2 separate regions of the Homo sapiens genome follow, and region 2 is linked to region 1. The links are chromatin contacts, found by Hi-C in ENCODE. All regions are on one chromosome and are shown on one strand. The core of a region is the stretch at or near the end of the contact, and the rest is flanking DNA. Distances in the headings are between cores, read along the strand shown. Region 1 holds the start of INTS6L-AS1 (INTS6L antisense RNA 1). Region 2 holds the start of RAP2C-AS1 (RAP2C antisense RNA 1).

Region 1 (2,514 bases), core at 9-2,508:
GGGGACCAGGAGGAAGAGGGGGAGAAGGAGGAGATGCAGCGAAGAGCCCAAGGAGGGGGAGGAAGACCGGGGGAGGAAGGAGGGGCCAGAGGAGGAGCCCAGGCTCCGGGAAAGCCCGCGCGCCCGGCCGGCAGGACCTCGGGGCGGAGTCGCAGGCTCCGTCCGGCCCCCCGCGCGGCGACCCTCGCGCGGTGCGCCTCGAAGGGGCGGGCCCGCCTCGCAGCCTCCCTCCGGGTTTCGGGCCCTCCTTCCCCGCTCCTCCCTCCCCTCCCTCCTTTCCATCTCAGCAGCGCCCTCAGTCTCCCTCTCGCAGGCTCATACAAAAGCAAAATGTCCGCCATGTTCCGAGGCGGCTGCGGTTGTCGCGCCACGAGCTCGGCCCTCCTGCGGTTTCTCCCCGGGGCTGCTCCTCCCCGGTCCCCTCTCCCCGACCCCAGGCGCGACAGCTACTCCGAAGCCGCCGACGGCACCACTCCGCCCGCCCTCTGCGCACCCCCTCGCCGCCCGCCCCGCCGGGCGACGCAGGACCGCCTTAGGCGGGGGCAGGGGGGTAAGCAGCCCCCGCCGACTTGCTCCCGCTTCCCGCCTGTCCCCCCACCCGTAGCCCCTTTACCTTGATGCAGTACGGGGGTTCGTCGTAGGTGACCAGCATGTACCTGTCTCCACGGCTGGCCGGGTCCCGGGCGCGCAGCTGCGGGGCAAGGGATGACGGAGGGGGTCGCGTAGGAAAGGAGGGGGGAGGGCGATACAAACGTTACAGAAGCACCTCAATCCACACCCTGAAATCCCTCGGGAGCTCTCCCCATCTCTCCCCTCCCCTCCCTTTACCTTCAAGAATAACTCCACAGCGCCTTTGGCAATGTCCAAATAAGAGGTGCCCAGGTCAGTGCGCTGGTTCATAGAGGCGGACGTGTCTATGAGGAACAGCAGGATGGGCATCTTCCCCCGCACTCCTGCCTCCGCTCCCCACTCTCCCGGCCCTCTTGCCCTCACTGCCGCGTACGGCCACCTGAACCCTCAACTCTCGCAGAGCCGGGGAGCAAGGAGCAAGAGGAAGAGGGGGAGACGGGACGGGACGGGACGGATGGGACCGCTCCTGGCCTCCTCTTTCTGCAGCCCCACCTCCTCTCCCTCCAAGGGAACTTGAAAGTGTGAGCGTGTGTAGCCCTCGGGGCCCTCCCCCTTCCTCTCTTCTGCTGCCACCACTACTGCCGCTGCCAGGACTACTGCCTAAGCATCCGTCCGCGCTCACTAGAGCGCTCGCCCCAGACTGAGCGCCGTCTCTGTTCACTGACAACTTCTGTCTGCTCACCTACCATCGGCACCATGTGACCAGAACCCATGCCATTGGCTGCCAATTATGTGGTATTTGCATATTCATTAGATGACAGGACTAGGGGAGGGACTTGGGCGAACCCTGGGAGTTGAAGTTTGAACCCAGGCAGAGGGTAAGGGGAAGTGTTACGGACCCTCGCTAGGATTCTCCTTTAAAGGACTTGGAAGCAGTTCGAATGATTAGTTCGGGTGGTTTAAATGGATTTTTCTGTCTCTCTTCAAAGATGGTGATTCGAAAAGAAGAGTGAATTTGAGCAACAGTTGTACAGAAGTACAGAAGCAGATGCTTGGACAGTTTGCACAGAAAATTCTTCGCTAACTGCAATCGATCAATCCTGCCAGTGGCGAAGACGAAAATATTTCAGAAGCAGCAAACTTCTTTCCTGGCAGGACGTACTCACATTCCTTTAGATCCCTCCCCCGTCTTGATCAGTATTTGTGAGTTGGTTGCTGGCCTTGCATTCCACATATATCTACTTAGAAAGGAAACTAAAGCTTAAACACAGTTACAGTTACCTAAACTGGCCTTTTGTATGCACAAGCTTCTTCAGTTTCACTAAGCTCTTTGAAACATTGGCCTGCCTGTGATAATTCCACCACTGTTCCCTCTGCGCAGCCTTTACACATGGAGGTTTGCAAACCTAGATTGTGATTCAACTCACATATTTATTTATTTATTTATTTTTATAAATAAATAAAGAGGATCTCGCTTGATCGCCCAGGCTGGAGTGCAGTGGCCCCATCATAGCTGCCTGCAGCGTCCAGCTCCTGGGCTTAAGCGATCCTCCCATCTCAGCCTCTCAAGTAGCTGGGACCACAGGGGCAGGCTCTCAACTCACATTTATTGAGTGCCTATGAAGAGCCAGGCACCCACGGTAGCCTTGTTTAATCTTTGAATTAATTATGGCAGATGGCATTGTATTCAATTTTCAGTAGAGGAAAATGCAGCTCCCTGAGGTTAGGGTAACAATTACGGATACTCTCAGGTCTGGCTCTGTGAAGAGACTCAGTAAGTGGCCAACCACACTTGATTGACTACTTCATATGACACAATTTTAAAAATTGGACTTGTGTATTCCTGGCAATTACTATTGACAATGTGGAATCCAGGACTTCAATGAGTTTGCAGTTTCATTGAGGAGAGATGATGACATATACATACATAATATTTTATATATT
Region 2 (2,514 bases), core at 5-2,504, 3.3 Mb after region 1:
TGACCTGAAAAAGAACTCCTTGCTTTGACAGTTTAGTAATAGAGCAAAGACTTGCCACGATTGCTCAACACTGGCTGGATCAGAAGAGGAATTTCCAGACTCAGTTACAAGCACGGCTGGTGGAGGGCTGTGAATCCCACCAGACAGTCTGGAGACAGCTAGGCAGGGAGATGAGCAGCAGAGCTCCAAATCAGGCAACAGCACGTGTGAAAGGAGCAGTGACCTGTGGGGAAACTCATAACTCACAGACCAAACCCCTTCCAGCAGAGGGCAGTGCCTCTGATACGACACAGGGCCCAGGCCAGCTGGAGCCAGAGCTGGGGACTTCGCTGGAGAGATGGCACCGGCCTGAGGTCAAGGAGAAATTGAACTAAACTCTCCTTTGAAGACTGTAAGTGACATTGGGGAATACTCAGGGAGGGACAGTGGGACCTCACACTACTATGATTCGCCTGTGTTCTAATGTCCAACAATTTAGGCTGAGTAATAAATCTCTTTATAGAGTTTGGCCATTTAGGGCTTGTAAGTAAGGGAATTTGGAGTCATTTTTGCTAGGCTGGCCACTGAGTCTCGCAGGTTTCTGGGTACATGCTTGAATTGAAAAGAAAGTGACACACCTAAAATACAGCCTAGACTCCTGGCCCTGGGGCTCTGTGGATCCGACACAAAGTTTACAAATAGAAAGCTAGCAAAGGGAAAGATAGTCGGAAGTAACAATTTTATCTAAAAATAGAAACTTAGAATCTAACACCAGAGTTACTACTTGCTTTTGAATTTCAAAGACTACATAGGATGGCCTTTAAAACAAAACTTCAGCATGTAAGAGCCAGCCAAGCAAATTGTTATACATAATCAACGATTAAAATAAATTAGTCTTTAGGCCTAAACCGTTTCCAATCAAATCTTTCTTGAATATTGGTTACCTTTTCTGCCGTGTAGTGGTTGGAATCAAATGAGAACATAGCTGAGCAGAGTACCATAAAGTCTACTTCTAATGCTGCTGTTTTCGAGCCTTGTGATTTTTTTTTAAGTGACTTTAGTATTCGCTGGTAAAGTCAAGGCGGATCTACCAGACGGTAAAAGTTCTGTGTGTTTGTCAGGCACGGCTAAGTAAAACGCACTGCATCTGAAAGTCTAAGGGTAGTTTGCATGCATCTCTCAGCAAAATAGCAAGTGGAAGAAATACCAGCAAGGAGAATAAACTTTCTGGGCTGTTTGATTTCCCCTGCAACTTCTAGTCCAGGGATGTTTGGCGTTCTCCCGGTCGCTAGATTATTAGCCCGCAGGTTCCGCACCGGCCAGGGAGCCGCTCAAGTCCTAGGGCCGGGCGGCTGGAGGTTGCAGGTCGGAGGGGCTTCTACGGGTTTGGGGGTGGGACGGTCCGCGGCAGCCGCGGGCGGGTAAGGACTGACGTCGCAGGTTTCCAGAGGCCCGTTCCCGAAGCCGGAGTCCCGACCCGAAACCGTCCCCGGCCGGCTCGCTCGCTCAGCAGGGCGCGGCTCCAGCGCCACCCGGCTCGCCCCGAAGAGGTGGGACTTTCCCCACCGGAAGTGATCCCGTCCAGTCTCGGGGAACTGGGGCACCTCAGCCAGTGTGTCAGGGAAACCCTTCCGGGTGTGTGCTTGGTGGGGGTGGGGGTGGGGGTGGGGGTGGGGGTGGGGGGTGGGTGAGAAAAAAAAGAGGTGGGTTCGCCTGGAGTCCCTGCGGCCGCCGCGGAAGGCCCCCGCTTCTTTCCCCGCGGCGAGCAGCAGCGCTGGGGCAGCGGAGAGACAGAGGAGCCAGCGGGTGGCCATGGCCTTGGCGTGACAGAGCCTCCCCGGCGGCCGGGCGGGTGCGGACGGCGGGGTAAGCGGCAGTAGCTTGATCCGGGTGGGAGTTGGGGGAGGCGGCGGCCGGCGCCGCAGGTTCGGGGCGGGGGTCAGCCGGGTAATGTGCGTCCTTCTCCCCTTCACAGGCCGGACGACCCCCGCGGGAGCCGGGGCCCAGAAACCCGCCCGGGCAGCGGTAACTGGAACGGAGCCCTCAGGCCTGAGCCGGCTGGGCTGCGCGAGCAGGAAGCGGGGTCCCTGGGCCCCTTTGTGTGAAGGGCGGGGGAGGAGTGCCGGGCAGCCCCGGGCTGCGGGCTCCTCCGACGTCCGCCTCGCCGCAGGGTCCCCTCGCCGCAGCCCCCACCCTTTCCCTCCCGGGGGCACGCGCCTCCTCGCCACCCTCGCCGGGCTTTTCCCAGGCTCGCCCTCCTCCCCACGCCCCCTGCTCGGGCTGCAGTTCCTATAGGAAGGGCATTACCATCCCTTCCCCACCCTCCCCGACTCTACGCTCTTTCCCCTCCCCCTCCTGTAACTTCCTCTTCTTCCCCGGTTGGGCCCTCTGCTCCTCTGCACTCTCCTCCCCAGTTCGCAGATTTCCGCCCACCTTCCGCCTCGTCTAGCCGCGCCACAGCTAGCGGGGTGATCTTTCCCCCCCTCTGGTAGGAGTTGGTGAAGGTGAGACTCATGAGGGAATACAAGGTAGTGG

Evidence for each region. Hi-C counts contacts between places; a loop is a spot of excess contacts on that map. Pooled maps may share reads with other maps.
Region 2: a map of CD8-positive, alpha-beta T cell shows a loop between it and region 1 (10-fold over the local background). The contact joins the promoter of RAP2C-AS1 here to the promoter of INTS6L-AS1 in region 1. A Hi-C loop is called at or near these places in 2 of 168 maps with a recorded cell type or tissue (CD8-positive, alpha-beta T cell and naive thymus-derived CD4-positive, alpha-beta T cell), 2 of 37 single-sample maps with no recorded cell type and 12 of 50 pooled maps.

The regions. Positions count from the first base shown.
Region 1 is chrX:135,519,418-135,521,931 of GRCh38, reverse strand. INTS6L-AS1 (INTS6L antisense RNA 1) reads left to right here and starts at 1,258. Exons shown (of 2, transcript NR_046740.1): 1 at 1,258-1,365; 2 at 1,560-1,849. INTS6L (integrator complex subunit 6 like) reads right to left here and starts at 1,272. Exons shown (of 18, transcript NM_001351601.3): 1 at 829-1,272; 2 at 614-691. The coding sequence starts at 939. RefSeq lists silencers at 169-368, 429-698 and enhancers at 949-1,008, 1,039-1,118.
Region 2 is chrX:132,217,247-132,219,760 of GRCh38, reverse strand. RAP2C-AS1 (RAP2C antisense RNA 1) reads right to left here and starts at 1,254. Exons shown (of 3, transcript NR_110410.1): 1 at 924-1,254. RAP2C (RAP2C, member of RAS oncogene family) reads left to right here and starts at 314. Exons shown (of 6, transcript NM_001271186.2): 1 at 314-391; 2 at 1,420-1,529; 3 at 1,749-1,845; 4 at 1,955-2,514. The coding sequence starts at 2,493. RefSeq lists an enhancer at 323-392 and silencers at 1,825-1,874, 1,885-2,324.